Linked DNA regions of Mus musculus: all the other regions are linked to region 1. The links are chromatin loops, found by intact Hi-C in ENCODE. Cell type or tissue: heart. All regions are shown on one strand.

What was found. Peaks named below come from ENCODE experiments on the same cell type or tissue, not always from the same donor. Only the 100,000 strongest peaks of a DNase experiment are listed, where the experiment ranks them.
Region 2: a loop joins it to region 1, with 2.2 times the contacts of the local background. A loop is called at or near these places in 3 of 42 quality-filtered maps.
Region 3: a loop joins it to region 1, with 5 times the contacts of the local background. A loop is called at or near these places in 6 of 42 quality-filtered maps.

What each region holds. Positions count from the first base shown.
Region 1 is chr7:38,269,434-38,277,433 of GRCm38, reverse strand. It overlaps Pop4 (processing of precursor 4, ribonuclease P/MRP family, (S. cerevisiae)), which reads left to right and starts at 6,086. Exons shown (of 7, transcript NM_025390.4): 1 at 6,086-6,287. The coding sequence starts at 6,281. In heart, a CTCF peak has its summit at 3,794; a DNase peak (open chromatin) is centred at 6,043; H3K4me3 peaks cover 2,277 bases; H3K27ac peaks cover 1,441 bases.
Region 2 is chr7:38,082,231-38,090,230 of GRCm38, reverse strand. All of the region lies in intron 3 of Gm30771 (a long non-coding RNA gene), which reads right to left. Among named protein-coding and RNA genes, the nearest start is that of Ccne1, 21 kb to the left of the region's middle. In heart, a CTCF peak has its summit at 4,082 (motif pointing right); DNase peaks (open chromatin) are centred at 4,220 and 5,160; H3K4me3 peaks cover 2,080 bases; H3K27ac peaks cover 2,471 bases.
Region 3 is chr7:37,366,803-37,374,802 of GRCm38, reverse strand. It overlaps a transcript of Zfp536 not described here. Among named protein-coding and RNA genes, the nearest start is that of Gm30483, 43 kb to the right of the region's middle. In heart, a CTCF peak has its summit at 4,936 (motif pointing left); a DNase peak (open chromatin) is centred at 772.

The sequences.
Region 1 (8,000 bases):
CTCGCTCAGTTATGGAACCCATGGTTTGAATCTGCAAAGTCTCCCAGAGGCTGCTGTTTTGAACAACTGTTCCCTAGCTGGTGGTGCTATTTGAGAATACTATGGACACTTTAGGAAGTGTCCTCCCTGACAGAAGTGGATAATTAGGAGTGGCCTTTTAGGTTATAGTCCAGACATGGTTCTCCCCATTCTGTTTTTCCTGGTCAGCCATGATATGAGCACCCACTGCCATACCCCAAGCTACCACCAACTCAACTCAGCGGTGCCTGCCTGCTGCTATACACTGCAGATCTCTGAACACCAGCAATGTTCCTCACTTGTCTCTGCCAGGTATGGTGTCTCAGCAGCAAGAGAAAAACTAAGGGGCTGGCAAAATGGTTCAGTGGCTGTGCGTGCTAGTTTTGTATCAACTTGAAACAAGCTGAAGTCATCTGAGAGCAGAGAGTCTCAACTGAGTAAATGCCTCCAGAAGATCCAACTGAAGGAAAACCTGCAGGGCATTTTCTTAATTAGTGATTGATATAGGAGGGCCCAGTCCATTTTAGATGGTCCAGTCCCTGGGCAGGTGGACCTAGGGTCTATAAGAAAACAGGCTGAACTTGGCTGGAGAGATGGCTCAGCAGTTAAGAGCACTGGCTGCTCTTCCAGAGATCCTGAGCTAAGATCTCAGCCACATGGTGGCTCACAACAATCTGTAATGGGATCTGATGCCCTCTTCTGGTATGTCTGAAGAGACTGACAGTGTACCTCATATACATAAAATAAACACATCTTTTTTAAAAAGCACTCAAATATAAAAAATATATAAATAACTCTTTTAATAAGAATAGAAAATGGGCTAGGAAAGCAGTGGTCTCTGCATCAGCTCTTGCCTCCAGATTCCTTCCCAGTTTGAGTCCCTGCATTGGCTTCCTTGCATAAACTGTGACTCAGGATACTTAAGAGTAATAAATCCCTTTCTCCCTATGTTGTGTTTGGTCATGGTGTTTCATCACAGCACAGAAACCTTAACTAAAACAGTGGGTAAATGTGCTTGCCCCCAGGCCTGACTACAAGGGTTCAGTATCAGGGACACACATGGTAAAGGGAGAGAACTTGCACAAATGTAGCAACATGTTAGATCTAGAAGCATACTCCTACTGACTGGAGTGGGCATGCATGTGTAAATGCTGGCACACACATGCTACAGCATGAGTCTAGAGGTCCAAGGTCAACTCTCTAAAGTCAGCCCTTCTCTGTCACGGTGGAACGAGGTGATGAAATTCAGGTGGTCAGATTTGGGTGGCAAACACTATTACCTGCTGAGCCATCTCACCAAATGCTATTTCAAGTTTTCCATAGTTGAGTTGCTGGAAATAGGTGGAGTCACCACTGTGTCATTGAACTTCAAATTCTCACAGAACTTTCACAGATTGACTCATAGAAAAATACATGCATTTCATGATGTGAGGTTTACTGCTGACTGCTATAAAAAGAAAAAAAAATTAAGGTGTCATTGTCCTCAAAAAGTTTTTTTAAAATAAGCAAAACAAATTTTCCCACTCATTTATAAAAACTTTCAATGTATTTGCATATTTTTTTCTATACAGATTTGAGTTCATTTACTAATGTTTTTATAACCATCCTATAAATTGTGACTACCTAACCTGCAAGGGGACCCCACTCTTACATAAAAACACCTCACCTGAGAATATTCTTTAAAACATTTTGTTCCCTTATCTGCCTGATTTTATAATTGGATTGCTTGGTTTGTTAGTGTCTAATTTCTTGAGTTCTTTACATATTTTGGATATACATATATATGATGCATATAGATATATTCCTCTCTCGTATATTGGGTTGGTGAAGATCTCTTCCCATTCTGTAGGCTTCTCAACAACGGAATTTCTTTTTTTTTTAAGATTTATTTATTATTATATGTAAGTACACTGTAGCTGTCTTTAGACACACCAGAAGAGGGCATCAGATATCATTATGGATGGTTGTGAGCCACCATGTGGTTGCTGGGATTTGAACTCAGAATCTTTGGAAAAGCAGTCAGTGCTCTTAACCACTGAGCCATGTCACCAGCCCAACTAAGAAATCTCTAATGGCCAAGAAGCACTTAAAGAAACTTTCAATGTCCTTAGTCATCTAGCTGCAAATCAAAATCACTGTGACTCAAGTGACAACACATGCTGTCGAGGATGTAGAACAAAGGGGACACTCATCCATTGCTGGTGAGAGTGAAAACTAGCACAAACACTTGGGAAATCAATTTGGTGGTTTCTCAGTAAATTGGGAATCCAATTTACTTCTTCTAACCTCAAGACCCAACTATACTACTCCTGGGCACATACCCAAAAGATGCTCCACTATACCACAGGGACACTTGCTCACCTATGCTCATAGCAACTTTATTCATAATATACAGACACTGAGAATGACCTAGATGTCCCTCAAATGAAGAATGAATAGAGAAAATGTGGTACACTTACAAAATGAAATACTACTCAGCTATTAAAAACAAAGACATCATGAAAGTTGCAGGTAAATGGATGGAACTAGAAACTACCATCCTGAGTGAGGTAACCCAGAGCCAGAAAGATACACATGGTATGTACTCACGTGTGAACATTAGCCATAAAATACAGGATAATCATGCTAAAATCCACAGAAACAGAGAAACTTGGAAATAAGAAGGACCCAAGGGAGGATGTGGAGTCTCATTCAAAAGTGGAATTAAAATAGAATTCAGATGTGGATAGAGGGAGGAGATTCGGTAGGAGGGGAGTGTGCAGGGGAACAGGGATGGGGATAAGATATGGGAATGGGGCAGGAGAAGGCCAGGAGAGAGAACAGATATAGATGGGGGACATCTGCACGAGTAGCCGGAGACATGGCATACCACTGAGATATAGGGAGACTGAAGTGGCCACATCCTGTAGCCAGGCAGGACTCCTAGTGGAGGGAGGGGGACTGCAATCCAATCACAAAACCTTGAACCCAAAATTTGTACTACCTACAAGATGTGCAGGGATAAAGATGGAGCAGAGAATGAGGGAATGGCCAGCCATTGGCTGGCTCCACCTGAGACCCATTCCATGGGAGAAAGCCAACCCCTGACATTATTAATGATACTCTGCTATGCTTGTGGACAGGAACCTAGCATAACTGCTTCCTAAGAGACTTCATTCATCAGTGGATGAAAACAGATGTAGAAACCCACAGCCAAACATCAGGCAGAGCTTAGGGAGTCTTGTGGGAAAGTTGTGAATGAGCTTGAGCAAGCTGGAGGGGTCAAGGACACCACAAAAATACCAACAGAGTTAACTAACCTAGGCCCATGGGGACTGACAGAGACTAAACCAACAAAAGAACACACAGGGGCTGGATGTAGGCCCCCTACACATTTGTAGCAGTTGTGCAGCTTGGTCTTCATATGGGTCCCCTAGCAACTGGAGTGGAGGCTGTCTCTGAATCTGATGCCTGCCACTGGACGTACCCACCCCCCCCCCACCCCCCATCCCTTAGCTGGATTGCCTGGCTGGGCCTTAGTGGGAGAGAATACACTTAGTCCTGCTGTGGCTTGATGTCCCAGGGCAGGCAGGGGAGGGGGTGGGGAGGGGCTTTGCCTCTGCTGAGAGGCAGGGTAATGGGGGAGGGATATATGGGGGTGGGACTGGGAAGGGAGAGGGGGAGCAGCAGACAGGATGTAAAGTGAATAACTAAATAAATGAAAAAAGTGATATGATTTTTAAAAAAATAGATTCTGGGAACTGGGAAGATGTTCAGGTATCAAGAGCGCTTGTTGCATTTCCAAAGGTTCCAGCTCCCACACTAGGTGGCTCCAAACTACCAATAGCTTCGGGTCCAATGGAGTTCTCTTCTGACCTCTATGGATAGTTCATTACACACACACAAACAGGAGGGGGGGGGAGAGAAGGGGGAGAGAGGAAGAGGTACTTTTTAAGAAATCTCTTTTAAAAAAAAATATAGATTCTTGGGGCTGGAAGGACTTGGCTGGAAGAGCACCTGCTACTCTCCCAGAGGACCTGTGTTCTATCTCCCAGCACCCACTTGGCAGTTCACACCTGTCTGTAACTCCCCTTCCAGGTCTTCTTGACACCTCACATTGACATAACTGCAGGCAAAATACCAATGAACATAAACTAAAAATTTTAAAATACAGAGATTCTGGGCACCCTTCTGCTAGGTAACTCTGAATTTTTGAAACCCTTCACTTGTCTGCTTATTCAGACAAGGTCTCCATGTGTATGCTAAGAGGGCCTCAACCTCTCTATCCTCCAGCCCCAGCCTGCTGACTGTGCACTCTTGTGATAAACTTAATTGACCAAATAAATCAGCACACACTTCATTTGCTCCGTCCATCACTGTCAACTACTCTCTCCAGTACTTTACAATCATAAACAACAATCACAAAAACTCTAGTAGGTATCTTTTTTCATACGGTTTTCTGAGGATGACAAAGTTAGAATCTCTCCTTCTTAAAAAGAAAAAATAGTAAGCATGCCATCTGTGGTGTCACTGTTACTCTGAAAAAAAATAAAAAATTAAAAAAAAAAACCACATCCTACTGTAATCTGAGAATCACAGGGAACAGTGACATATACCCAAAGCTATGCTAGATATTTGAAAGGGTCCATTAAAAGACTCCTAATAACTGGTCTAGAGAAAAGGCTAGCCTGGGCCTTTGTGTCCCAGATCTTTGAGAATCACTTTTGTCTTTTATCATAATGACAGACACTAATGTTCCAAGTCTGAAGAATGCCTTCTAGACTGGATATAATAAGATAGACTATAAATTCCAATGCTCCAGAAGGCCAGGCAGGAATGTTGCACTTTCAAGCTCAGCCTAGACCACAAAGCAAGTGTCTGGGACACTGTCTTCAGTGAAAAAGAATCAATTTTTTAAAAGAGCAAACATTTTGAGACCAATGGGGTAAGATGCAATGAGCACAGGAAAGAAAGGAAGGGAGGGAGGGAGGGAGGGAGGGAGGGAGGGAGGGAGAGAGAGAGAGAGAGAGAGAGAGAGAGAGAGAGAGAGAGAGAGAGAGAGAGAGAGAGAAGAAAGAGAAGAAAGAAAGAAAGAAAGAAAGAAAGAAAGAAAGAAAGAAAGAAAGAAAGAAAGAGAGAGAGAAGAAGAAGAAGATAGGTGCCTTTTAGACATGTAAAACGTTTAACTAAGGAACCCCATGTAAAACGTTTAATTAAGGAACCCCAGTACACCCAAGGCAGCACCTGATAACCAGAACCCAGTTACATCACTCAAGACAACTAGACACAGTCCTAGAACCCCATGACACCCAGTGGACAGTGTATTAGTGGGCACCAAGAGCAATGCTCTGCTCTGCACAACTGAAGAGAAGCCACCTTCATCTGCCCTGCGGCTGGAGAGTAATCTGACACTCCAATCAAAAACTTCTGTTGGAGACTGGACCTGACCTTCAGCTAAGATAAGTCACACAGGAGGGTAGCCTTGGGGAGATAGGCTTAGGTAGTTAGGAATTTAGGGGGTGAACCTATGAAATGACCGTTTGCATAATAAAATGTAACTTTTGTTATACTAGCTACACTAACTACACGTCTCTACCTTCTTGCATCCGATAGCAAATAAACCTACTCTTTTTCTTTACTAATAGGAAAAAGACCTTTGAACGAGGTCATAAAAGTATTTAGTAGCAGAAACAGGACTAAATACCCCCGGCCACCAGTACAAAATATGACTAGTATTCTCGGGAGTAAATTCTAGATTACCCAGGGCAACACTGTAAGCCTCTTGCTTAAAAAAAAAAAAAAAGGAATCCCACAGTCGTTACCGCCGATATCCCCGGCCAACTTGTGCCCTCCCTCGTCCCCAATCTCCCTCGCGTCCTCTCTATGGCAGCTTGCTCTCGCTACATTTCATTAATCCTGACCCCCCAACACGACTACTCCAGTTACAGACACTTGCATACTGAACACCACAGCAGACCCGCAAAATCCGCTCCTCTCTCAACCACAGAGCCTGTGCCAGTGACGGACGCACACAGATGCCGTCGCGTCAATGACGTCAGAGAGGCGCCCGATCCGAAATCTGGTCGCCATCCCCTGACGCAGGGTGGAGCAAGTCCGTGCACTTTGTTAATTGTCTCTTGGGCTTATCGGATTTTTCCAGTGGAATTTTAAACAAAAAAGCAGCGTCCCGGCGGGAGAAAGCCGCTGAACAAAGCGAAGAAAGGAAAGGAATGAGTGAGGCCTGAAGGAGACATCGCCAGAGAGCTCCGGAAGCTGGCCGACAATGAAGGGTAAGTGGGATGAGGGACGCGGAGCGGGGCCGGGGTGGGAATATAGAACCTCGGAACTAGAAGTTGGCTTGGGAAATGAATCAGGGATACCTGTCTCAACAGAGTCCTAAGGCAACTTCCAGGGAATTACCTTAGTACACAAAAGAAATGGAGGCCCGGAGTCTGAATCCGCCGTCTCAGTCTCTTAGCTAGGAATAAATGTCAGGATCGAGTTTGTGTGCTCTCCTCAGGGGCCTCTCGGGGGAACTAGAAGAGATGGGTCCAAGTTCTTGACCGGACCTAGCTACTACCTTCCCGTATAACTTCTGTCAAGGACCTGCACCCCTCTGCCACCTGGTTTTCACCCTTGCCCCTGTAAAAAGCTGCTGAGGGGCAGTATCGTACACCTAAGGCTTTGGAATTTGAGCCGAAAAGAGCTGTGCCCAGAAGGGCAGCCAAGCACTGGGGCAGTACTAGAGGAGAGAGGTAAAGATATTGCCTCTGATTTGGTGATTCATGCCCTTTTTGTCTGAGAACAAGTTTCTTAGCGTGTCTCAGCTACCACTTTATTATGTGCATAACAAAGAAGAGCTACTGTTAAAAATTGCTTAGAAAGATTAATGACATTAAGATAATATATATGCACACTCACTCAACCAACCGCTTGACAAGCTGTGAGTGTCCCACACCTACTGCATGTTGCAGAAAGACTTTCAACTTTGATGCGAGGCATCTGGGGTAAATAAAACAAAGTTCTTCCTGGGATTCCAGCCCCTGCATGTTTATCACAATAAAGTTCAATCTTGATCCATTGTTCAAGAGAGAGCTAGATTCTGTATATAAAACTTGTGGTACCTTGGTTTGTTTGCTTGGGTCAAGCATATACTCAGGGAGACAGAGATGGATTGTTTGTTTGTTTGTTTGTTTCTTATTGTTGCTGTTGGGATAAAGTCAGCTATGTACTCCTGACTAGCCTGGAGCTCACCGTGTGAACCAGCTCGGCCTCTACCTCTCAAGTAATGGGATGGATCAACCATGTGTGCCGCCACACCCAGCTCAGAAGTGCAGTGTATAGGGTGTAGTGTGAACTGCACTTTCTGGTCATGGGCCCTTCCTTTTCCCATTTACTCCTGTAGTCTCTGCCCCAGTGCCACCATGATGATTGCCTCCAAACAAATAAGAAACAGGATTGTGGAGGTTTAAAGAGGTTTCATCATCATGAAGATAGTATGTAGAGTTTGGAAAAAGACTATTGTATTTTATCTGGTCAGGATACATTATAGATTTTAAAGTGTGAAAAATCTGTTTTAAGCCTCTCTTAGTAGTCAGCAAAATGTAGTGTTTCAACCATATACAGCCTACCCGTTAATATCTCCTCTCTTTTAGTGTCTAGACTTACTAGACTTACTGGGCCACTGCCCAAGTATAATTATACCTCCTGGGTGTTTAAAATCAGATCAACTCTAAATGTGACCCAGCGAGGAATTTTTTTGGACATGCTGAGTCTGGAGTAGGAACCAAAACCCTCCGTTTTAATAAGATCCCAGCGATTCTTTAAGCCTTGAGGAGTTCTTATTTTGTTTTGTTTTTTTTGTTTGTTTGTTTTGTTTTGTTTTTTGTTTTTTTCGAGACAGGGTTTTCTCTGTATAGCTCTGGCTGTCCTGGAACTCACTTTGTAGACCAGGCTGGCCTCGAACTCAGAAATCCTCCTGCCTCTGCCTCCCAAGTGCTGGG
Region 2 (8,000 bases), 190 kb after region 1:
ACGTTTCACCCAGGGCTGGCTTTGTTCTTCCTGGACTGGACCCTATACCGCACTGCAGGAAAACGCCTCCCCTACTTCCACCCCCACCTCCCCCCTTAGCTTCCTCATTCTGTCTCATGATGAAAGACCAAATGCATCTGAGAAGATGAGCTTGCAGGGTTAGGGATGAGGTGTGGCATCAGAGGCTTGCTTTTAGATCCCAGAGTGACTCACTCCCTGAGAAGGGTGCACTTCAACATGGTCCAAGGCAGCTGGAAGGGCACCCCATCTGCAGGATGAGATAGATGCAGGCATCAAGAAGGATTCATGCAAGCACAAAAGAAGGGTGGGTAGGGCTTATCAGTTATATTTCTTTTTTTGTTTTGTTTTTTGTTTTTGTTTTTTTGTTTTTCGAGACAGGGTTTCTCTGTGTAGTCCTTGAACTCACTTTGTAGACCAGGCTGGCCTCGAACTCAGAAATCTGCCTGCCTCTGCCTCCCAAGTGCTGGGATTAAAGGAGTGTGCCACCACGCCCGGCTTATATTTCTTTTATGCTCCTATCAATGGTACTTCAGTCATCTACTGTGAACGTACCCACTTGATGCTAGTAATTTGTCTTTTTGTTTTGATTAGGAAAAAAAACTCTGTCTGCCCAGCTAGTCAGCACCAGAGACTGTGAGGCCGTGGAAGCTCTTATCTATACATTCACTCTGCCATGATTGTGCCGGAGGAGTGAAGGCAGCAGTCTTGCCTGACCTTAACCTCCTCCTCACCTTCCTCCATCTTGCTCCTCTTTAATCCCATGTGGAGGGAGGCTCTCGGACTTTGGGATCTAACCTGGCCTCCCAGAGCAACTGCAGAGTCTCTCTCTCTCTCTCTCTCTCTCTCTCTCTCTCTCTCCCTCTCCCTCTGTGTGTGTGTGTGTGTGTGTGTCTGAAAATATCATTCAGGACTGAAGATCTTTGTGTGTCTCTAATACTATTCCTCATTAAAAGACTTTATGTAGACCAGGCTGTCCTTGAACTCACAGCAATCTGCTTGACTCTGCTTCCTGGGAGCTAGAATTAAAGGCATGGATCACCACACTCAGCAAGGGCTCCTTATTAAAGAAGAGGGAAAGGTAAGCAAGAGGGAGGGGAGGACAAGGGGGACAGAAGAGGATAGTGATGGGAGGTAACGGGGGTGGGGGGAGTCAAAAGGAAGGAGAGTGGGAGGGGGGAAGGAGGAAAGAGACCACGCCTTGGTCCTTGCTGTTATTATACTGAATTTAGTTGGCTACCTATCATTGCCCTCTCACCCCAGGCTCATGGAAGACTTTCTAAACTTGCCTGTGATTCTCTCTTTTCCTGCTGAGCGGAGCCCCAGGAGGATGTGGCTGGCCATCCAGGGCAGGGGAGAGGCCTCAAGGAAGCATCTATCCAGTGTCTAGTAACAAGTGACTGTTCTTAAGTGAATATAAACTTCATCAGCATAGGGTGGGGATGGGGTTGGGGTACAAGTGCCAGGCAGTAGGCAGCCATCAAATTAGGGCCCTGCTGAGTCTGATGACATAGCTTGTAGTCCCAGGTCCTCAGGAGGCTATGGCAGGAAGATTCAAAGTTCAGGGACAGCCCCGGTAGCTTGAGTCTCAAAATAGAAAGTGAAAAGAGGGAGGTGATTCTAACTCGTAGACTGCACTTGCCTAGTATGTAGGAGGTCCTTGGTTCAATTCCTTGTAACACATACACACACACACACACACACACACACACACACACACACACACACACACACAATGGGAGAGAGGGACAGAAGAAGGGGGGAAGCAAGACCCATAGGGGTCCGATGAGTCCAAGTCCTCAGCAGCAAATTCATGGGCATAGTTGGGAAGGATCATGATGCTATTGTGGGCTTCAGAATTGTTCCCACTCCATCTCTGCTATTGCCACCCTGTTCCCTCCACTGGACTGGTGATCCCAGCCTTCTGAGCCTTTGCTGAAAGGACTGTGGCTGCGGTAGGCTGGGCTGGTGGAAGGTCCCACGTGCACAGCTGCTGGACCCTGGCATGTGCTGATGCTATTAAAAACAAAATACCAGCACTGCCATCCCAGCTCCTGGAGAAAGTCTCTGCATGACAGCCTGCGAAGTAAGCTTGTATTTGAATTTCATCTGCAACCCTGTTGCCTCCAGACAAACTCAAACCTGCACAGATGGCCCCTCGCACCAAAAAGTAAAAATAACAAAAAGCTGGCGATTCCGAGCCTCCCTTTTTCTCTGGGCAGATGTGCAGCAGCACATTTTGGGAGGCGCACCGTCTGTATCCCCACGCTGCATCCTCTCCCCTCCTGTGTGTTCACACTTCCCACCCTCTGGCTTGCTGGTGGGTAGCAGCTGTGGGTAGCCCTTTGGATGGGCTTGTACAAGTGCCTAGAGTGTCTGAGCCTTTGTGTGGAAATTGGGATCTAGAGGGGGAAAGTTAAGAGTTGAAAACACCTCATCTGTTCTCTACTACCCAAGGTTGGTCATGGTATCTATGAGAGGGCTCAAGGGAGAGCAGAATGGGTAAGTGGGTCAGGAGACCAACAGAAGTGGAGAAGGAAGGGCCATGTGCACTAGTGCACAAGAGCAGGAGGCTAACACCAAGTCCCAGCTAGCCTTGGGAGACCAGTGGATCGTTCACTTTTCCTTAGCTGAGGACAGAGATTCTAAGCCCTAGGGTTATAGTTAAGAGCTGGAGAAAAGCCCAGAGAGCATCTCTCAAGGTCACCATGGGTCAAGAGATGGCCAAAAGTCAGAGCAGGCAAAAGCCCTACACACCATGGGAGACTCAAGTCTGGTGGGCCACGTGACCTGAAGCCCCACATTTCATTCAGAAGTGGTAGCTAAGGTTTTGGGTCCCCTAAAAAGTCAGAGGAGATTAAATTAGAGTAACAACGGTCAGAAGAAGTAAGAAGTTTATGAATCCAGAGACATAGCCAAGCCACAATGCTATCTAGTTTCAGGAAGGGCTCCATCTGGGTGTTCAGAGGCGTCCATCTTGCCCAGCTTGGCTTGGTTCTGTGCTGACTTCATTCTCCACTTGCTATTTTCCAGTATCTTTTAGGCTGACATTCCTGCCGGCCAGAACTTCCCTCTCAGAGTATCAAGCTGAATGAATGGTCCTTAATCACAGTGGTCAAGGAATGTGGAGCTAGGGCAGGACAGGCATGTGGCATGAATCAGTCCCTGGGGCAGAACTCATCATCGGAACTACCTGACACCACAGAAGCAGGGGGTGGGGGTGGGGGTGGGGGTTGAGGTGGGGGGTGGGGGTTGAAGGGAGGGAGGGGGCGGCTGTCAGTGGTCTGGCAAAAGCAGCAGATACAGAAATAGCACAGAACCTGGTTAAGGCCTGAACAACAACAGAGGTGAGCTGCTGAACAGCGGCATCCTGCATTTCACAGCAGGACTCTAGCTGTAACTGGGAAGCCATGGTCACCCACTCCCCAGAAGTTGCTAGCTCCATTACGCAGTTTCAGTGACTGGCTTGGAGAAGCAGGCCTACCCCCATAGCCTCGGGGTTGGGCACAACTCAGCAGGGTTCTGTTAATTCTTCCTTTCCGCTGTGTCCTAGGGCTCCCAGTGTTTTGGCTTCCATATACCTTTTCCTCAACTTCACTCAGAGTAAAGAGGCAGTCCGAAGGAGGGTCTTCCCTAGCCAAAACTCCAAATTCTCTACAGAAAGCCTTTGTGCACCACGGAGCAAACCACACGGAGTGAGCCCAAAACCCCATGGCTGTTCTGGGAAGCACGGGCACAACACACGTGGTTGAATGTGCAAGGGCACTAGTTAGAGGGCATGGGGAGATTAAAAACAAAAGCATCATCTCAGAGGGACATATTGAGGCTGGAATGTTGGTAAATGAATCTGGAGAAACTGAACAAAACGGAGGCTCAGCAATTTGCCCAAGGTCAGACACTGAGCCTGGCTTCAGGGCCTACAGCTACATTGAGCTGCCTCGGAGCCTTAGCCTTAGATTAATGGAATGTCCCATTAACAAGCTCCTGAACCCTCAAACCCAAAATTGGGAGGGGCCCAGGTATGGGTTTTCAGGGCCGCAGGACCTAGCCGCTTAAGCCTGAAGAGGGCGCGCATTCCTCTCCGGGACTGCTGGCAGCTCAGCCTTTCTGCCTGGAGCACGCTTCCTACCAGTCCCAAGCACTCGGGTCCCCCCTTTTAGGCCTCCTCGGGCCCGCCAGTCCGGGATGACAGCTTGGCTGGGCCCCACGCCTGGACTGCGCCCGGTACGGCGCCTCCCCCCGGTCACGCGGCACAGATGGGAGAGGAGGAGGACGAGGAGGAGAGGAAAGGAGGCCCTTTGGGGCAGAAGGGTAGGAACCCGCTGCACTGGGCGTCGCCTCTGAAAGGGGCTCTGTGCGGCTCGGGGAGAAGAAAGGGGCAAAGAAATGGAGGAGGAGCTGTGTAAGGAGCAGTGATGCAGGCTCAGGTGTCCGGACCCCACCGCAGTGTTCCAGCCACACCCAGACGGAAACCATGGTCGACGGTTTGGCCTGCGCCCGTCTCTAGACTGCTAGCTGGGGGAGCAGGCACCCCTGTCACCTCATTGTGCACGGAGCAATAGGCCTCGCCATGTTAGCCAGACCAAATGTAGCCCTTAGGGCAAGGGCAGAACGTAGGAGTCGGAGCCCAGAACCTCTTGCCACGCAAGCCACAAAGCAAGGCCCAGGAGCCCTGCTGTCCAGGGCAGATCTTGGTGGCGCCACTTTCCAGCCACGTGGCTTGGAGCAAGTTTCTTTACTTCATCTGTGAAATGGGAGAGCGCGCACGTAGTGGGGTTATTATGTAGGGGGGTTTCGTCCCCTAGGGCTGGGCCTGCCTTGGTCACAGCTCTCACCAATGCAGCGGGATAAAGAAACTGAAGTTGGGGACAGAACCAGGCCGCCCCAGTCCCGCGCCGCCCAAGACCTCCATGCGCGCGCGCGCGCGCACCTTACCCGCCTCCTCCTTCGGAACCCGCAGCCCCGCCCTTCTGGCTCAGGCTGAGCTCCACGTGCGGCGTGTTTACACACGTGACTCCAGGGCCCGCCCACCCAGCCTCCGCCTCCGATCCGACCCCGCCCCTGTCCCCGCCCCATGTCCTCTGCGGCTGCGCGGCGTCGAGCTAACGCAAAGCGCCTCTGTAACAGAGCCAAAGCGTAGGTGGATCTCTGGGTAGGCGGGACTTTGGGCCTCCTCGTGGCTTCCTCGCGCACCGCGAGGGGGGCGGGACTGGACGGTCACGGGCGGGGCCAAGTGTGAGCGCAGGCTCTAGGCAGGGCGTCGCGTGGGCGGGGCTGAAGAGAGCTGGGCGGTGGCGCTGGGGTCCGGCGCATGCGCAGGCACACCAAGCTGTACAGCTTTCAGACCTGCTTTCGCCACGTTCCTAGTCCTGCCCCTGTGTAGGCTGAACCAGGTAGAACTAAGAAGGACACATTGACGCCCACATTTCACTGCGTTTTGGGCAAAGACGGGCTCTCCAGGATTCTCTTCCCTTGCCCTCCTGCTATTTCTCCCTTTCTTCTGGATTGGTTCGGTGCAGGCCTGTTGTGGCATCCTGTTTGTCTTTGATACCTTACCAGTCATACCATTGAAGCTCATTACACCTTCTCTTTTTCCTCTCTCCCTCTCTTCCATCTCTCTCCTCCGTTACTTCCCACCCTCTTCTTTCTCTCTCATACTAGGGATTGAACCTAGCCCTGAAGCGAACTGTCCTTGTACCGTACCGCCACCCCACTGGGTCCAAAGAATTTCAGCACCTACATGATGACACAAGTGGAAAATTGCTTCAGTACCGTGCCTGCCTGCCTGCTGCCATTTTTACTTTTTCTTTTTAGAAACCAAGTTTGCCCAGGCCTGCCTTGAAGTCTCTTCGTAGACCCAGGCTAGCCCTGAAGTACCTCTGTTAGGCCCAGGCTGGCCTAGAATTTGTGATCCTTCTGCCTCAGCGTCCCAAATAGCTGATATTTACAGTCAAACCCAGCTTCCGTAAACCCTAAGCAGACTCCGAGATCGTGCTTTATCCCTCACCACTAGCAGACTTCCTCCTAGATGTATCACAAACCCTTTTAAGCCAACATATATGGAGTGAGCCCCTTTTTTCTCTGAACTTTGTGTCACACCCCATTTCTGCAGTGCTTAGCACTGCAATCCACCTTCTCAGGAGGTTAGGCCTCAGACAAAGACAATTAGTCTTGATGACTGAAATTTAAATGCCTTGTAATCTCCCTTCCTAACCAGGGAGCATTCGGGAAACAGAGGTGGCCAGATCTCTAAATTCAAGGCCAGCCTGGTCTACAGAGCTTGTTCCAGGACATCCAGGGCTACACTGAGAATTCTTGTCTTGAGGGGGAAAAGAAAGGATCTCCCCTCCCTTCATTGTCTGCTACACTCATGTCTGTGACTCCAAAAGAGCCTCACACTGTATCTGTTTGGATTTTTAGAAGATCTGCCATCCTGTTTGTCTTTCCTCAAGTCTAGCTAACATTTCTAAATGATTGCATTAATTATCTGTAGGGAGAAATCCAAACCTCTTCATTAAAAGAAAGACAGGAAAAAAGACAAAGGTGTCTTTGGCTCTCCCTCTTGGTTCCAAGACCACCAAAATTATCAAAACTGAGGATACTAAACCTTTACAGAGGATAATGTAGTATCTGCTTATAACCTGTATATAGCGCTCTGTGTCTCTAGAGTATCATACTTAATGCCATAATATATATTATATATTATGCTCTATTGTCTAGGGAAAAACATAATTTGGAATTTTCTATGGAAATTTTCTATGGGATGGTGTGTATGGTATGTATACACCTGCGTGTTCCCATGCAGGTGTGTGTGTGTGTGTTTATGTAGCTGTGTATGCAAGTACTGGTTTGTGTGTATGCTCCTGTGCAGATGTAGATGTGTTTATATGCAACTGAATATGCAGATGGAGGTGTGTTTGTTCACTTTTGTGTGCAGGTGTGTGTGTGTGTGTGTGTGTGTGTGTGTGTGTGTGTTTCAGAGGACTATTTCCTGTGGTGTTCCTCAGGACAGAGTGACTCACTTGCCTAGAAGTTGCCAAGTAGGCTAGTGTGGCTGCCAGCAAGCTCTAGAAATCCTATCTCAGCTCTGAAACAGTGTGTGCAAACTTGGACCCCTGTGTCTGGCTACTGCTTACTTATTTATTTTAAAATGTGGGTTCTGAAGTGCAAACTTAGGTCTTCACTCTTGCAAGGCAAGCCCTTTACTGATGAACTGACAGACTCATCTATCTATCTATCTATCTATCTATCTATCTATCTATCTATCTATCTATCTATCATGCACTCAATTCTCTCATAGAATCAAAGGTTGCTACATCAAATTAGTAGCTGGCTAATCTCCACCCAGCACAGGTCCACATTAAAAAAAAATCAGAAACATTTCTGGCCCGAAGCATTTCAGATAAGGAATATTCATCCTATTGTAATTGCTTTTAAATCTTGATGACTGGCTCTGAAGACAGAGCTCAGTGGTTATCACCACTTGCTCTTGAGGGCTGGAGGTTGGTGTACATGGTGCTCACAATAGTCTGTAACTTCAGTTCCAGGAGATCTGGACCTCTTCTGGACTCCTCTAGCAACCCCCCCCCAACACACATAATTTTAAAAAAGATTTATTTTATGTATATGAATGCTCTATCTACATGTACACCTGCATGCCAGAAGAGGGCATCAAATCTCAGTATAAATGGTTGTGAGCTACTATGTGGTTGTTGGGAATTGAACTCAGGGCCTCAGGAAGATCAGCCAATGCTGTTAACCGATGAGCCATCTCTCTAGCCCCACATGATGTTTTTAAAATAGCAATAGGGTCTGGAGAAATGGCTCAGTAGTGAAGATCACTGGCTGCTCTTGCAAAGGTCCTGGGTTCAATCTCCTGCAGCTCACAACCATCCTTTTTTTGTTTGTTTTTTTGTTTCTCTTTCTATTCTATTCTTCCCCACCCCACCCCACTCCCACCCCCGAGACAAGGTCTCACTATG
Region 3 (8,000 bases), 900 kb after region 1:
TTTAGATGAGGAACATTAAGATTCAATATTAACCATTTTCCCCCCTTTGGGCAAAATTAGTCATCACTTGATATTTTTTAAAGCAGTATTTTATTATTATTATTTTATTTTTACTTTTTATTTTTGCTACACTGAGATGTGTCCAAAAATCTTCAAAGTTATGTGGCAGAGTGAACAGGAGACAGCAGCAGCCCGTTTTTAGCTGTCAGGGGACAATGGGTTTGGAAATATGGATTCTTTCTCTTTTAGCTCTCAAGTCTTCTGTTAAATACCCCAGACCAAGGGACAGGGCAAAGGTTAGGGTAGTTTGAAAATGGTTTCCGGTTTTGTGCTGCCTCTATTAGGCACACACGCTGGCGTTTTAATTGTTACTCTGTACTACTTTAACCTGAATTATTTAAGTATATTTGCCTTAATAATCTTACCCCCCCCCCAAAAAAAAAACCCACCAAGACAAAGGAATTGTAGATTAGAGACTTTTTATTTTCAGGGCAAAATGATACGGATAAGTGAACATCAACTGACCAGAAATTATTTGCTTCTGTCTGTTAGACACGTAATGGAGTCATTTAACTAGTCAAATTAGGAGCCGCAGAAAGCACCATGCTTCATTACTGAGTTCGAATGGGCACCATTTTACATTTACGTCAAAAATTATCTCATAGCAAATTAATGTTTTCATTGTGCCGAAAAGCTGGAGCTATGCAGTATTAGCACCACCTAGAGGCTGCTTGGAGAACTGCTGGGGAGGGAGGCAGCTCATGCCAGGGCCAGATCAGGTTATTGGCAGCCTGGATTAGGCACAGCCCGTACATGGCGAGGGAGCGAGGAGGTAGGACAGTTTTCCCGATCTCGGGGTGATGCTCTCTGCTCCAAAATATTCTCAGTCTTTGATACTCACTCAAGTCCTGTACGTAGTTCTACTTAAGATTGTAAATTATTTTGTGTGTTTGGATGTTTTGCCTGTCTGTGTGTGTATCACATGCGTGCCTTTCCATTCCAACATGCAGGGGCTCTGAAAGAGAGCAGAGAATCCCCTGTTGCTGGAGTTACAGATCATTATGAACTGCCGTGTGGGTGCTAGGAACCACACCCAGGTCCTCTGTAAAAGCAGACATGCTCTACACACTGAGCCATCTCTCCAACCCTCATGCCTGTACTTCTTATTTCTCTCATACTACACATGAGCTCTTTTTCCTTCCCAAGACTTACGCTGTATGCAGACATCAGATGTAAGCCAAAGCAGTGTTTCTAACATAAATAAGAGTCCTGTCTGCCATGGCTTTACCAAAGTGACATCATTATAACCTATCTTTTGTTAGTGTCAAAATTTTCCCTGTCTGGGAAGAGACACCATAAGATATTCTTTCCTTTAAAGCCACATAGAACCAGCTCAGCTCCCATCCAAACAGGTTAGGAAGGTTCCTGGGCACCCCAGGAGTGCTGGCTTCTGCTTAGCGTGGAGAGAAATAATTTAGAATAAAATGGCAAGCCCTTCCCAATAAAAATATTTATGAAAATGATATGAAAGCAGTCGGTGGCTCTGGGAGAGCATGGAGCATACTCTCGGAGCAGAAGCAGAGAGAAGAATCGAAGCATATAAATAGCATTGAGGACTGGAGAATATTTCTAGACAATATTGATGTCTAAAATATATGTGAATGACTGCGTAATGATCAAGGCAGACATAATTCAAAGTACAGTCGGGAGCTGGCCTCCAACTCCCAGCCTTCAATTCTCCAGCAGACATCTGTTTGCTGAGAAAACCTCCCTAACAGCTGCTCCACGGGAAGGGGACAGAGCCCAGGGCAAGATGCAGAGCTGACAGGTTCAGGAGGTTCCTAGGTGCAGAACTAACTAGTGACCCCTCTCCCACTCTCCAGGGTGCACAGAGCCATTCTGTTTGTAGATTGGGCGGAGGGAGGAAGCGGTTCTGAGAACCAGGGGAGCAAAGATCTCCCTGGGGAGTCTCGTCAGGGTGCCCAGGCTACAACATCTCCAGGGCAGGCCCATCACATCACCAGAGGCTCTGGTCTCCTCTGTCTTTATCCACCAAGCTACCTCTCTCCTGGTCTTTAAATTTTCCTCATGCACCAAGTAGGAACTGAGGATTCTTTCAGAGGGAATTGCAGGATCCCCACCACCACCACCACCACTGCAGTCCCCCTCCCCTGAGCAAAACATAGTACGAGTATGTCCAAGCAAACGACAGACATCTATGTTGATCCTAACAGTCTCGGTGTTTAACTAACTTGCAGGAGACGATCCAGAAAATGTTCTCAATTCTCTAGCTTCAGCAAAGATGCAGTCTAAGGTTTTAAAGACAAGATCTCCTTCTTTTGAAAAATAAACAGCTGTGGACCCACAGGTGAGCCAGCCAGAGCCATGTTTGTTTGCCACACTCAAGCTGGCCAGAGTCTCCTTTACTAAGTACATTATTTTAAATCTGTGCTTCAAAAGTTCAAGAATTCCACAATGACCAGGAGACCTCAGATAGGGTAATGAGAGATGAACCAGGGAGGCCAGTATCTGAGAGTCTCTCTCTCTCTCTCTCTCTCTCTCTCTGTGTGTGTGTGTGGGGGGGGGGTTCAAACAGATACAACAATATTAAAAGCAAGCTACAAGCACTGTGGTCTTCTCTTCCCCTTTAAAATGCGAGGGAGGGTGGGACTCCTTTTTAAACCTCTTCTCATGAATCTTGCCTGCCACAGTGTCTCAGAATTCATGTTATGTTTACCAAGGCCAGGCCGGAGGATCGGATAATTTATAACCATCCCTATTGGGTTTTATGTAATAACTTTGAAACTCGTATAAAGTAATGATCCACAAACTCTTTTAATGTTCATTATAAAATATGAAATATTCCTCAGAACCATCGCAATTATGTGACCAGACATAACTGTTTCACACATGAGTAAATATAGGGAGGTTTAACATAACTTTATTATCTCCGTGTCTTTCCTTCACACTGATGTGATAATGCTGTTTTAATATTTTTTTTTCTAAAGAAAAGTTAAGTAATTTTAGAATCTCTACCGAGGCCCGCTTTATTGGCTTTTGTAATAGAACTCTCAAATCTAATTGTATTTATGCACAGACTGACACTGGTAAGTGCCAGGAATGGAGGGAAATGCCCCCTGGAATGGTGTCCTCCATAATTACTATGGAGAGCAGGGTCTCTGCTGGCAAGGCCTGGGGGACTGGGGAGTCCGACCCGGAAGCAAAACTGCAGAGTATGTCCACTCTCTCCTGCATCCTTCTGCCTCTAACACTGTTTGTTGATGTTCAATAAAGGAGCAAGTGAGCCTGGATAGGATAGGGGCTCTGGACAACTTAACTTTTCCTTCCTCATCATGAGGATCCTATCTGCCTCCTGCTTCCTCTGCGCCTGGGGCTCAACCTTTTGTTTCCTGAAGAAATTTCTTTCCTCGGGATGCTACTGATTTAGTTAGAATTGGGTACCTTTGCTCTGGGGGGGGGGGGGTTGGCCTTCCTCCTCGAAAGGTTTAGGGATGGAAAATCTCCTTCAGGGAGGAAGTCTGCAGGAACCATCATTCTGGGAAACCAGTTTGTGTCTCTTCTCTGATCCGGGTTGAGTGAGCTCTTAACTGAACAGTCTCTTTCGGGCTTAGGCAAGCACCAGCCTTATACAAGTGTTTGCCAAGCCTAGCGTGCACACGAGTCTCTGGATCTTACAAAACACAGGCGCCCTCGGTAGGGCTGGGAAGAGCCCAAGCTTCCTTGGTTCACGTTGCCTTCCGAGTCCTGCCCAGGTTTGCTGTCCATAAACCTTAGCTACAGCTTCTCCTTGCTGCTCCTCCGTATGAGGTGGGAAAAGCTGAGCGAAGCCCCTCCAAGGCTCCAAGAGGACACCAGGAGCCCACCGGTGGCCTGCTGGCTGCCTTCGGCACACAGATGTGTTTCCTTTGGCCCATGCCATATTTACACTTTTGTTTTCAATTAGTTGCAAACAGCCTGAAGTGTTGTGTTCTTTAACTTATATATCCAGGTTTCTGTGTCTTCTGGGAGAAAAAAAAAAGAAAACATGGAATGCCCTGGACAGAGGAAAGAATTCACCAAGAGATGTTATCCCGAGGAGATGGCTCTCTCTTGCCTAGGCCCCTTCACACTGAAGTGTTCTGCCCAGCCTGAATCCAGCCTCAGATGGCAGTGTGCTGCCCCCCAAAGCCTCCAGTAGGCTTGGTTCCCAGAGCTCTTGTAGTGCCAGGGACCTTCAGAAGTGGCTGGTTCTCGTGGACTCCACCTTCATCAAAGGGTTAATGCATTCATGAGTTTAGAGAATTTGATGTCCTCACTGGGAAGTGATAGAAACTAGGAAGTGAAGCCAAACTGGAGGAAATGGGTCAAAGGGTCAAGAGGGTCGTGGACCCGGTCTCCTTCATTGCTCTTACCTGTAGTAGTTTTAGCAGTTTCCTCTGCCACACATGTTGGTCACACCTCTCAAGGCTAGAGCATTGGAGCCAGCCGGTCACCCACCAAGACCTCTAAAACCGAGAGCCAAAAGAATTCTTTCCTCATTAGGGTTATTTTTTTTCCCCTCAGAAATATGCTGCAATGACAGAGACTAACACAAACAAGGGACTGACAGCCAAAGGAGGTTTCCCTAAGCCCACACACACAGGTGTGCAGAGGCTGTGCCTCTGAGGCTACCTGCTATGGGCTTCTACAAAGTCCTCTGCTGGGGCAACTTTCACTCAACCCCACTCCAGGGCTCTCTCTAGTGCTTTAATTCTGCCTTCAGGCACTTTGGTCTCTCTGTGTGAGCTCTTCCTCCCGCTTGCTCTCTAGCTCCCATAAGCAGGCCACTAGAGAAGGTGAACTTCCCAGCTAATTAAAGGCCTGACAACCTTCCCTCCCTGAGGCCTTGCTTGGAATCAGCAGGCTTGGCGGGGAGGCTCCCTGCTGCCTCCTGGTGGCTGGTGAGAGCCTATCAAGAGTGTCTACGCCACTGAGACCACAAGGGTCGTGCCCTTTACCTGGGAGTGTGTACAGTTTGGACTGTCCTCAAATATGGAATGTTCATTGTGTTAGAAAAAAAAAGTATGGCCACCTTTTCCCACAGCCTCTGTCCACTTTCATTTGTACCTTATCAGTTGCTTCTGGAAACCAATGGACTGAACTGGGTTCAACGTAGGGGAGGAAAAGCCAGCTTTAGCACGGTGGTTGCTCAGGGGGGAATAGGAGGAACAAATAGAATGATGGATGCTCTGTATCACATACTTCCCCCATGGCTGTCCCTGATCTCATGGTGGGATTAAGGTGGAGCTATAGGAGCATCTTGTTTCCTGGACAATGGGTATCTTGGCATCTGCTTTAACAAGGAGAATGCCCATGTCATGGGAAGGGCACAGGGACTAAAGAGCTGACAGAAGCTCAGTTTATAGTGTCTGGGGTCTAGGAGTTCAGACCTCCAAATGAAAGCCATTGGCAGCTGCCAAAAGCAGGGCCTATTGAGCCCCAAGCTTATGCCTCTGATGCAGGTGTCTGCCCTGCAGAACTGGACCAAGACTGTGCGTAGAGACTCAATATTTATCCTGAGCAGAATTCAGGATAAGGTTTTAAAAATGGCGTGTATGGATGCTGATTAGGGGCAGGGCCTTCTTGCCACCATGATCAATAGTGGGCAAATGACAGTGGCCTTAGGAACCTGGCATGCCCCTGCAGTGAAGCAGTTGTTCCAGGAGCGCATCTGGGTGTCAGAAGGCTTACACATGGCAACTGGCATGGCCTTCATCCACATTTGGTTGTTGGTCGGATAGATCTTGTATCATTGAAACCTCTATTCCATCAAGTCTGCCTTGATTCTCTCTCAGAAGAGACTTTGAAACAATATGGGGGGTGTGAGCACCCTGGGGACTTGTAGAGATAGACTTTAAATGCATCTGAGATAGCAGGATAGACACGAGGCTCAGGCGTGGAAAGTCTTGATCTGCGGCTGACGCTGCAGAGGGATGCCTGTGTCACGAAGCTGCTCACCTCAATCAATGGACCAACCTACTGATGAGGTCGTGGTTGAACAGGATTTTAGGAGGTGGGGACTGGCTCAAAGAAGTAACGACTTGGGAATCTTTCGAAAGGTTCATCTTGCCCTGGTCAGCTCCGGTGTGACCCTGCTCACCGGCCACCATGACATAAGTGGCTTCCTCTGCCATGTAGGCCTAGCTGAGATTATGCCTCACCTGGGCCCTTAGCAACAGGGGACAATCAAGGTCAGAGCCGCAGGAAACCTTAAACCCGAATAAATCTTTCTCCCTTCAAGCCGTTTAGAGCAGACACTTTGTCACAGCGATGAGAAAGTGCCCGACATGGTCACATATCTAGTCGTCTCCCCCGGAGAGAAGGGTTACTCTTTAATATGTCCCGTGGATACTGGATACCTTCAACTGATAGACACCAAGATGTTCTTATACACCCACACCCACGATAAAGCCTGACTTATAAATCAGGTCCAAGAAGAGACTGGCAGCAAAAATCCAGTACGAGAAGAGATGATTATAATAATGATCGCAGTAGAAGCTACTTAGGACGTATGAACTGATTTCTTGCTGGGATTTTATACTTGGCCTTTGCAGGCTGGAGCAGTCAGCAGAGGGTAAAGGAAAGTTTGGAGGGGAAAAGGCACTGGGGAAGGTCTTGCTCCCCCTTTGCTTACTATGAAAGATTTGATCCTCCTGCCTCAACCTCCGACGTATTTGCGCGGGCACGTGGGGTGTGGGGTGGGGTGGGGTGGGAAATTCTCATAGGATTGTCAGCTGGTAACAAGCAGTTTCTTTTCTCTTAATCGTCTTCTCCAAGAGTTCTGCCTCTCGTGACAGGTGAATATTGATGAGGGAATCCATATTACATATGTAGTTAAAAAATAAAAACCAAACCGTGTGAGGAACAGGTGTGAGGAAAACCCAGCGTGCTGGCAAGGCCCAGAGGACAGGCCGCCCCGGCATAGGGAAGAACTGAACTGACTCAGGGGAGCCCAGGCTTCCTCTGGCTGGAGCGAGTCCCTCCAGAGAGACAGGATGTGTCCTGCCAGGTACACTGCTCTCCGAGGCGCAGGAAGATGATGTCACCGGAAGGGACGAGAAAGGAGGAAAGCTAGAGAGCCCAGAGGCAGCCGGGGACCCCCCAAACGAAAGGAGTTGATGGAAAACAACAACGCTCTAGCCTTACATGTTGGTCCACCCCTGTCATCCCAGCTCCGTGAGGCCGAGGGAAGGAGGATCATGAGTCTGAGATTAGCCCTGAGCTACAAGAATGCCACGCTTGTTTCAAATCCATCTAAACCCAACACCCAACACCAGGAAGTATTCGTCAGTTTCACTTGGAGGAGAAGACCTGGCAGGGGGGGACCCGTGCCTGTCACCCATCCATCTGATCAGTGCCAGCCCCAGTGTCTCAGCAAGGAGGGCATGGGAAGGAGTCAGGAGACAGATCTGGGTCTATGGAGCTGCAAGTAGGTGGAGCTAGAGTGACTTAGAGCCCCACCCAGAGGCTCTTCGCTAGTGCTACCCTCAATATTAACCAAAGACACCACTGCGCAGTCTTCAGGGTTGGTAACTACTTTAAAGGCAAACAATGCCGGAGCTTTCTAAGAGGAACTCCGTCCTCTCCTAGTGGGCCTCCTGAAACCGTCCTCATAAAAACATATGACAACACAGCACTGCCAGACTGTTTTCTCACAAAAGAAAATAAATTTACTTGTGTCTTCTTTTAAATTACCCGGAGACAATATTAAAGCTCAGGGAGTGGGTGCTTTTGGTCAGCCCCTTTGCTGAAGCACTCTGGGTCTTCCTGGTACAAGGCGGTCAGGGAACACATTGTCCACTGACTCCCCCTGTCTTGTTGCCTGTCAGTACTATGGTGTGGACAAGGGGGACTAACCCCAGTACCCATCCTTTCTTCTCAAAGGCTCCTGAACATGGGGATAGTCACACACTTATGGGAGGTGTCCTTAGACCCACTTAACTAAGAGCCCCTGCAAGAAG